2 separate regions of the Homo sapiens genome follow, and region 1 is linked to region 2. A link is an interaction called in ENCODE POLR2A ChIA-PET data of the cell type or tissue named here. Cell type or tissue: HCT116. All regions are shown on one strand. Region 1 overlaps UHRF1 (ubiquitin like with PHD and ring finger domains 1). Region 2 has its middle 5.2 kb from the start of PLIN3.

Region 1 (5,000 bases), 68 kb before region 2:
CCTCAGACCCGAGCCTAGCACATCACAACCTCCCCATCCACATCCGCAATTGTCATTATGTGCGCCAGGAACACAGTGGCTACGAAACCTCCTCTCACAGAAGCTGTGAAGCCCCCTGCACTCTGTTCCCTGGCTGGCCGCAGGTCTCACCCACTCAAGCAACATGGGAAGATTTCCTCACCACCCCCCCTTTTTTTTTGTTTTTGAGACTTAGTCTCACTCTGTCGCCAGGCTTGAGTGCAGTGGCGCGATCTCAGTTCACGGCAACCTCCGCCTCCCAGGTTCAAGCGATTCTCCTACCTCAGCCTCCCGAGTAGCTGGGATTACAGGCGCGTGGCACCACGCCTGGCTAACTTTTTTGTATTTTTAGTAGAGACGGGGTTTCACCATCTTGGCCAGGCTGGCCTCAATTTCCTGACCTCGTGATCCACCCACCTTAGCCTCCCAAAGTCCTGGGATTACAGGCATGAGCCACTGCACCTGACCTCATTTTTACTTTTCTAAAGAAATAGGGTCTCACTTCCATCACCCAGGCTGGAGTACAGTGGCGCGATCACAGTTCACTGCACCCTCGACCTCCTGGGCTCCAGCGATCCGATCCTCTTACCTCGGCCTCCCAAGTGGCTGGGACCACAGGCGAGCACCACCACGCCCAGCTAATTTTCTTACATTTTTTGTAGAAATGGGGTCTCCAGGCCAGGCATGGTGGCTCACACCTGTAATCCCAGCACTTTGGAAGGCTGAGGCAGGCAGATCACTTAAGGTCAGGAGTTAAGAGACCAGCCTGGCCAAGATGGTGAAACCCCGTCTCTACTAAAAATACAAAAATTAGCCGGATGTGGTGGCAGGCACCTGTAATCCCAGCTACTCGGGAGGCTGAGGCACGAGAATTGCTTGAACCCGGGAGGCAGAGGTTGCAGTGAGCCAAGATCGTGCCATTAGACTCCGTCTCAAGGCTGGGCGAGGTGGCTCACGCCTATAATCCCAGCACTTTGGGAGGCCGAAACGGACGGATCACGAGGTCAGGGGATCAAGAACATCCTGGCTAACAAGGTGAAACCCCATCTCTACTAAAAATACAAAAAATTAGCCAGGCGTGGAGGCGGGCGCCTGTAGTCCCAGCTACTCGGGAGGCTGAGGCAGGAGAATGGCGTGAACCCGAGAGGCGGAGCTTGCAGTGAGCTGAGATCGCGCCACTGCACTCCAGCCTGGGAGACAGCGAGACTCCGCCGCAAAAAAAAAAGAAAAGAAAAAGAAAAGAAAAAAGACTCCGTCTCAAAAAAACAAACAAAAAAAGAAACAGAGTCTCTACGTCCCCCAGGCTGGTCTTGTGTTGCCCAGGCTGCTCTTGAACTCCTGAGCTCAAGTGATCCTCCCGCCTCGGCCTCCCAAAGCACTGGGATTGCAGGCGTGAGCCCCCGCGCCTGCCCCTCTCCTGTATCTCCTCAGTGCCCCTCTGGGGATTTGTAGGGGGCGCTCTGGTCTCCCCGCGGCGGGCAGGGCCGCACTCACCACTCGTCCTCGCTGGGAACACTGCTGAGGGGCGGGTCCAGGCAGTAGATGTGGAAGGCCATGTCGCACTCATCGCACATGAGCTGCTTGTCGGGGTCCTGCCGGCCCCCGCACAGGTGGCAGGCGCAGACCCGGCAGAGTCTGTTCACGTCGTCCTTGCAGTGCTTGCAGGACGGCCCGCTCTTCCCTGGGCACGGGGCGGCAGGGTCAGCTCCGGCGGGGCCCGGCCAAGCCAGAGACGGGACAAGAGCCCCCGCCCCGTGCCCACCGCGGAAGATGGGGAAAGGCTGGCTCAGAACTCACGTCTCATGGGGTTGTCAACCATGGGGCTCCCTTCACCCGGCCGCTCAATCTTGAAGACTTCGTCCACGAAGATGATCCGACAGTCGTTCAGAGAATCATCCCTGCAAGGAACGAGGACGCTGGAACATTCTGGCCTGCCGAGGCCCCTAAATCTACTCACAGCACTTGAACACCACGGGTTCTCGGGATGCCTGGGGCAACAGCTCAGCTACGCCCCCTAGCAATCAAAGCTGCACTCACAGAAGCAACATGAAACGGAACAGGGCGCAGTGGCTCACGCCTGTAATACCAACACTGGGAGGCCGAGGTCAGGAGTTCGAGACCAGCCTGGCCAACATGGTGAACCCCCGCCTCCACTGAAAATACAAAAATTAGCTGAGCTTGGAGAAGCGCGCATGTAATCCCAGCTACTCGGGAGGCTGAGGCAGAAGAATCACTTGAACCCGGGAGGCAGAGGTTGCAGTGAGCCAAGATCGCGCCACTGCACTCCAGCCTGGGCGACAGGGCAAGACTCAGTCTCAAAAAAAAAAAAAAAAAAAAAAACAAAACACAGAAACCAGAGTTTCATTGCAGGATGCCCTGGGAAGAATGAGTTTGAACCTTTGGCTAAGGAGCACCAAATCCACAAGAACCGACAAGCAAGACTCATAAAGGTTGGCCGGGCATGGTAGCTCAGACCTGTAATTCCAACACTTTGGGAGACCGAGGCAGGCCGATCATCTGAGGTCAGGAGTTCGAGACCAGCCTGGCCAACATGGTAAAACCCTGTCTCTACTAAAAATGCAAAAATTAGCTGGGCATGGTAGCGCGCACCTGTAATCCCAGCTACCCAGGAGGCTGAGGCAGGAGAATTGCTTGAACCCAGGAGGCAGACGCTGAAGTGAGCCAAGATCGTGCCACTGCACTCCAGCCTGGGCGACAGAGTGAGACTCCATCTCATCAAAAAAATATATAAATAAATCAAGTTGGGCACCGTGGCTCACATCTGTAATTCCAGCACTTTGGGAGGCCAAGGTGGGTGGATCACGAGGGTCAGGACTTCGAGACTAGCATGGCCAACATAGTGAAACCCCGTCTCTACTAAGAATACAAGAATTAGCTGGGCATGGTGGCCCGTGCCTGTAATCCCAGCTACTCGGGAGGCTGAGGCAGGAGAATCGCTTGAACCTGGGAAATGGAGGTTGTGGAGCTGAGATGATCACGCCACTGCACTCCAGCATGGGCGACAGAGCAAGACTCCATCTCAAAAAAAAAAAAAAAAAAAAAAAATCATAAAGGCAACGCTTGATCCAATGGCCTACATCAAAATACAAGAACTCCTGTGAGTGAAACTGATCCCCCGAGATCAATAATCCGACATCCCCATCAGCAACGTCCGAGGGAAACAGCACTTGAACACACGCTGTGTATGTAATTCTAAATTTCCTAATAAGCACGTTTGAGAGGTAAACATAGGTGGAAGTAATTGGAATATGTTCCATAGAACCCAGTGTAGACAAAAGATTATTTCAACATGGAATGAATATGAAAAAGTTATTAATGAGCTACTTTACATTCTTCTTTTGTACCAGGTCTCTGAAAGCCCATGTGTTTTTTTTTTTTTTTTTGAGACAGTCTCGCTCTGTCGCCCAGGCTGGAGTGCAGTGGCACGATCTCGGCTCACTGCAAGCTCCACCTCCCGGGTTCACGCCACTCTCCTGCCTCAGCCTCCTGAGTAGCTGGCACTATAGGCACCCGCCACCACGCCTGGCTAATTTTTTGTATTTTTAGTAGAGACGGGGTTTCACCGTGTTTGCCAGGATGGTCTCGATCTCCTGACCTTGTGATCCGCCCACCTCGGCCCCCCAAAGTACTGGGATTACAGGCATGAGCCACTGCGCCTGGCACCCATGTGTATTTTACACTCACAGTACATTCCAGTTCCTCCTGGCCACATTTCAAGCACAGCACAGGTGGCTCTTGGCTATGGGACAGTGTGGGAACACACTGACCTACCAGCTCACAGGTAGCACAGACGCACACAGCAAGTGACATCTCCTGGTCATCTCTACAGTCTGGATAGAGCCATTTGGAACTCCTGGGACAAATGACCAGGATTCCTCAACAAATTAAGTGTTAAGGAAAAGGAGGCTAAGGCAGGAGAATTGCTTCAGCCCAGGAGTTCAAGGCTGCAGTGAGCTATGATTGCACCACTGCACTCTAGCCTAGGTGAGACAGCAAACAGCAAGACTCCGTCTCAAAAAAAAAGAAAGAAAAACATATTCTAAGACTGGGTATAGTGGCTCATACCTATAATCCCAGCACCTTTTGGGAGGCTGAGGCAGGAGTATCACTTGAACTCAAAAGTTCGAGACCAATCTAGCCAGACCCCCATTGCTACCGAAAATTAAAAAAAAAAAAAAAAAAAAAATGGCCGGGTGCAGTGGCTCATGCCTGTAATCCTAGCACTTTGGGAGGCTGAGGCGGGTGGATTATCTAAGGTCAGGAGTTCAAGACCAGCCTGGCCAACATGGTGAAACCCTGTCTCTACTGAAAATACAAAAAAAAATGAGCCAGGTGCAGTGGAGCACGCCTGTAATCCCAGCTACTCGGGAGGCTAAAGCAGGAGAATCGCTTGAACCCGGGAGGTGGAGGTTGCAGGGAACCAAGATCGTGCCACTGCACTCCACCATGGGTGACAGAGCGAGACTTTGTCTCATCAAAAAACAAAAAAAAAAATTAGTCAGGCATGGTGGTGCACGCCTATGGTCCCAGCTACGTGGGAGGCTGAGGTTGGAGGATTGCTTGAGCCCAGGAGGTTGGGGCTACAGTGAACTGAGAGCTTGCCATTGCACTCCAGCCTGGGCAACAGAGCAAGACCTTATCTCAAAAAAAAAAAAAAAAAAAAAAAAAAAAAAACCTGACCAAAACAAAACTCTTATGCCAGGTGCAGTGGCTCATGCCTGTAGTCCCAGCACTTTGAGAGGCCGAGACGAGTGGATCACCTGAGGTCAGGATCGCTTGAAGCCAGGATCTGGGGGTTGCAGTGAGCTGAGATCACGCCACTGCACTCCAGCATGGGTGACAGAGTGAGACCTTGTCTCAAAACAAACAAACAAACAAAAAAAAACTGTCTTATTCTTGCTGTACAAATAAATGAGAAGGGAGGGAAAGGTCTAAGATCCTCAAAAATAAAATTGGTAAAG
Region 2 (5,000 bases):
AATAAATAAATAAACAAAACTTAAAAAAAATTTAAAATATAAAAATTAGCCGGGCATGGTCACATGCACCTGTAACGCCAGCTGCTCAGCAGGCCGAGGCAGGAGAATCCCTTGAACCCAGGAGGCGGGGGCTACAGTGACCCAAGATCGTGCCATTGTACTCCAGCCTGGGTGACAGAGCTAGACTTCGTCTTAAAAAATAACAATAATAAGTCTCTTTTTATTTATAGTGGCTCATGCCTGTAATCCCAGCACTTTGGGAGGCCGAGGTGGGCGGATCATGAGGTCAGGAGATTGAGACCATCCTGGCTAACACGGTGAAACCCCGTCTCTACTAAAAATACAAAAAATTGGCTGGGTGTGGTGGCACGTGCCTGTAATCCCGGCTACTCAGGAGGCTGAGGCAGGAGAATCCCTTGAACCCGGGAGGCGGAGGTTGCAGTGAGCTGAGATCGCGCCACTGCACTCCAGCTTGGGCGACAGAGCGAGACTCCATCTCAAAAAAAAAAGTAATAAATAATAATAATAATAAAAATAGGCCAGGCGTGGTGGATCATGCCTGTAATCCCAGCACTTTGGGAGGCCAAGGCGGGCGGATCATGAGGTCAGGAGATTGAGACCATCCTGGCTAACACGGTGAAACCCCGTCTCTATTAAAAAAAAAAAAAAAAAATTAGCTGGGCATGGTGGTGGGCGCCTGTAGTCCCAGCTACTCTGGAGGCTGAGGCAGGAGAATGGCGTGAACCCAGGAGGCGGAGCTTGCAGTGAGCCGAGATCGCACCACTGCACTCCAACTCCAGCATGGGTGACAGAGTGAGACTCCGTCTCAAAAAAATAAATAAATAAAAATAAAAATAAATATTCCCCGAATGAATGAATGAATGCTACTGTGACTGGAACGTCCTTCTGTACTGTTCCCTCTCCAATACCACCTTTCTTTTTATTTTCTTTCTCTAAAACGAACAAACAAAACAGAGACAGGGTCTCACTATGTTGCCCAGGTTGGTCTCGAACTCCTGGGCTCAAGCGATCCTCCCACCTCCGCCTCTCAAAGTGCTGGGATTGCAGGCGTGAGCCACCATATCTGGCCTTGCCACCACGTATGTCCTACTTTTTCTTCCAGAGTTACCTGAAGCATTTGGTTCCTTTCCTCCTCCCATTCCTCATCCTCCAGTCTTATTCCCTTTGAATCATTATCCACAGGGTGGCCCAAGAGATCTTTCAAATGTTCCAACTTGCCCTTGCTGCTCCTGCTCTGGAACCTACTGTGGCTCCCCAGTGCCCTTAGATCTGGCAGCCTGACCCTGGCCACTCTGTCCAGCTTCATCTTTTTTCCCCTGATGCCACCCCCACCACATTCTACGCTCCAGTCTTATTCTGTGTCTTAGCACTCTCTGTTCCCTTGGCCTGAAACAGCTTTTTGGTGCCTTTACCTGCCTGATCGCTGTTCACTTCTCAGGGCTCAGCTTAGACATCACCTCATCCTGAAAGTCCTCCAGAACTACTCTCACCCACCTAGGTCCAGCACCTACCCCAGGCTCCATCACACTTGTGCACCCTATCACAGCCCTGATAACCCTCTATTTTATCCACCTGGTCACACTCCATCTCAAAAGAAAAGAAAACAAAACAAAACAGAACCTCCTGGCTTCAAGTAATTCTTCTGCCTCAGACTCCCAATCTTCTGGGAATTATAGGCATGAGCCACTGTGCCCAGCCCCAAAAGCCTTTGTTTGTTTGTTTTTTGTTTTGAGTCAGGGTCTTGCTCTGTCGCCCAGACTGGAGTGCAGTGGTGCTATCACAGCTCACTGCAGACTAGAACTCTTGGGCTCAAGCAATCCTCCCTCCTCAACCTTCGAAGTAGCCGATGCCCCAGGCAGGCACCATCATGCCTGGCTACATTTTTTAAGTTTGTGCAGAGACGGGGTCTTGCTATGTGGCCTGGCTGGTCTCGAACTCCTGGCCTCCAGTGATCCTCTGGCCTCAACCTCCCAAAGAGCTGAGCCACCGTGCCTGGCCGCAAAAGTCTTTTTTTTTTTTTTTGAGACAGAGTTTCGTTTTTGTCGCTCAGGCTGGAGTGCAAAGAGTGAGCGAGAGGGAGGGAGGAGGGGAGGACAGGGATGGCTCAGAGAGGATTCAAGCAATTCTCACCTCACCATCCCGGGTTCAAGCGATTCTCCTGCCTCAGCCTCCCAACTAGCTGGGATTACAGGCATGCGCCACCATGCCTGGCTAATTTTGTATTTTTAATAGAGACAGGGTTTCTGTCCGTTGGCCAGGCTGTTCTTAAACTCCTGACCTCAGGTGATCCACCATCCTCGGCCTCCCAAAGTGCTGGGATTACAGGTGTGAGCCACCATAGCTGGCCCCAGAAGTCTTAATGCAATCCTGCCATCCTGTGTCTGTCTCCAGGGCTGCCCAGCACAGGCTTGGCACACAGCAGGTGCTTAATTATTGTTTGTTGAATGACTGCATATCCAGTGAATCGCTGGCCTGGCTCACACTCAATAGGACATGCTTAAAAACGGATGGATGGATGGAGGGAAGGAAGGGTCAGAGGAGAGACAGGGAACACCTGTGCCAGGCAGGGACCCATCTGGGACCAGCAGTGCCACCTTGTGGCAGCATGCTCACCGCCGTTCCCCTCTTCTCAGTGAGAAAGAACTAGGCGTCCTGGCTGGGCGCGGTGGCTCACACCTGTAATCCGAGCACTTTGAGGGGCCAAGGCGGGTGGATCAGGAGGTCAGGAAATTGAGACCATCCTGGTTAACATGGTGAAACCCTGTCTCTACTAAAAATACAAAAAATTAGCCGGGCTTGGTGGCGGGCGCCTGTAGTCCCAGCTACTTGGGAGCCTAAGGCAGGAGAATGGTGTGAACCCGGGAGGCAGAGCTTGCAGTGAGCAGAGATCCAGCCACCGCACTCCAGTCTGGGTGACAGAGCGAGACTCCGTCTCAAAAAAAAAAAAAAAAAAAAAAAAAAAAAAAAAGAAAGAATTAGGAGTCCTAGAATTGGGAGGGGATGCAGAGGGAAGGAAAGAAGAGAAAGAGTAGAAAATGTCAAAAACAAAGACCTGCTGGGCGCAGTGGCTCATGCCTGTAATCCCAGCACTTTGGGAGGCAGAGGTGGGTGGATCACCTGAGGTCAGGAGTTCGAGACCAGCCTGGCCCACATGGCAAAACCCTGTCTGTACTAAAAATACAAAAATTAGCCGGGTGTGGTGGCGCATACCTGTAATCCCAGCTACTCAGGAGGCTGAGGCAGGAGAATTGCTTGAACCTGGAAAGCGGAGGTTGCAGTGAGCTGAGATCCCACCGCTGCACTCCAGCCTCACTTCCAGACGAAGTGAGACTCTCTCAAAAACAAAACAAAACAAAAAAACCCCAAAACAAACAGAAACCAAAGACCTTAAAGACACATAACTCAAGGTTCAAACCCTGGGGCTGGCAATTTCTGGCTGTGTGACCTGGGGCAAGTTACTCTGCCTCTCTGATCCTTAGTTTCCTGATCCAGAAAACAGAAATCACAGTTGGTTTACCTTGGCAGGCTGAGGTGGGCGGATCACTTTAGGTCAGGAGTTTGAGAGCAGCCTGGTCAACATGGAGAAACCTCATCTCTACTAAAAATACAAAAATTAGCTGGGTGTGGTGGCACGCGCCTGTAGTCCCAGCTACTCGGGAGGCTGAGGCAGGAGAATGGCGTGAACCCGGGAGGCGGAGCTTTCAGTAAGCTGAGATCGCGCCACTGCACTCCAGCCTGGGTGACAGAGCAAGACTCCGACTCAAATAATAATAATAAGAAGAAGTAAATAAATAAATAGCGCCACGTGCTGTGGCTCACGCCTGTAATCCCAACACTTTGGGAGGCAGAGGCGGGTGGATCTCGAGGTCAGGAGTTCAAGATCAGCCTGGCCAACATGGTGAAACCCCATCTCTACTAAAAATTCAAAAAATTAGCCAGGCGTGGTGGTGGGCTCCTGTAATCCCAGCTACTTGGGAGGCTGAGGCAGAGAATTGCTGGAAACCGGGAGGCAGAGGTTGCAGTGAGCCGAGATCGTACGGCTACACTCTAGCCTGGGCGACAGAGCAGAACTCCATCTCGAAAATAAATAAATAAATAAATAATAAAAGAAAATGGGAATCAGGCTGCTGAATAATGTAATGAAATAGCCCAGAAAACAGCAGCTATCTCATTTTTGGTTTTGAGACAGGGTCTTGCTCTGCTACCCAGGCTGCAGTGCAGTGGTGCAATCTTGGCTCACTGCAACCTCCACCCCTCCAGTCTCAAGCGATCCTTCCACCTCAGCCTGTGGAGAAGCTGGGATTACAGGCATGCGTCACCATACCCGGTTAATTTTGTATTTTTGGTAGAGACAGGATTTTGCCATATTGGCCAGGCTGGTCTTGAACTCCTGAGCTCAAGTGATCTGTCCGCCTTGGCTTCCCAAAGTGCTGGGATTACCGGTGTGAGCCACCGGCCAACAGTAGCTATTTCTTTTTTTCTTTTCTTTTCTTTTTTTTTTTTTTTGAAACAGAGTTTCACTCTTGTTGCCCAGGCTGGAGTGCAATGGCACAATCTGGCTCACTGCAACATCTGCCTCCCAGGTTCAAGTGATTCTCCTGCCTCAGCCTCCTGACTAGCTGGGATTACAGGCATGCGCCACCGCACCTGGCTAATTTTGTATTTTTAGTAGGGACGGGGTTTCTCCATGTTGGTCAGGCTGGTCTCAAACTCCCGACCTCAGGTGATCCGCCCACCTCGGCCTCCCAAAGTGCTGGGATTATAGGCGTGAGCCACTGCGCCCAGCCAACAGTAGCTATTTCTTACCTCTCACCCTAGGGCTGTGGGAGGCCAGGCGGGGACTCCTGGGCAGATGTTGCCATCAAGAAGAACCAAAAGCCTGGGAGATGACTCTGTCTCAAAAAAAAAAAACAACAAAAAACGGTGTGGGGCAAAATCACCAGGGCTCATCCCCTAGACCAGAGCTATTTTGTTACTCA

What was found. ChIA-PET counts read pairs that join two places held together with the same protein. Peaks named below come from ENCODE experiments on the same cell type or tissue, not always from the same donor. Only the 100,000 strongest peaks of a DNase experiment are listed, where the experiment ranks them.
Region 1: POLR2A ChIA-PET joins it to region 2 with 8 read pairs; 7 of 35 experiments call an interaction of 5 or more read pairs at or near these places.

The regions. Positions count from the first base shown.
Region 1 is chr19:4,938,444-4,943,443 of GRCh38, reverse strand. It overlaps UHRF1 (ubiquitin like with PHD and ring finger domains 1), which reads right to left. Exons shown (of 17, transcript NM_001048201.3): 6 at 1,816-1,916; 7 at 1,513-1,699. Among named protein-coding and RNA genes, the nearest start is that of MIR4747, 8.3 kb to the right of the region's middle. In HCT116, a CTCF peak has its summit at 2,005; no DNase peak of the experiment used is centred here.
Region 2 is chr19:4,870,400-4,875,399 of GRCh38, reverse strand. No RefSeq gene overlaps it. Among named protein-coding and RNA genes, the nearest start is that of PLIN3, 5.2 kb to the right of the region's middle. RefSeq lists a silencer at 4,988-5,000 and a cis regulatory region at 4,833-5,000. In HCT116, a CTCF peak has its summit at 2,628 (motif pointing left); a DNase peak (open chromatin) is centred at 2,629; H3K4me3 peaks cover 1,103 bases; H3K27ac peaks cover 2,688 bases.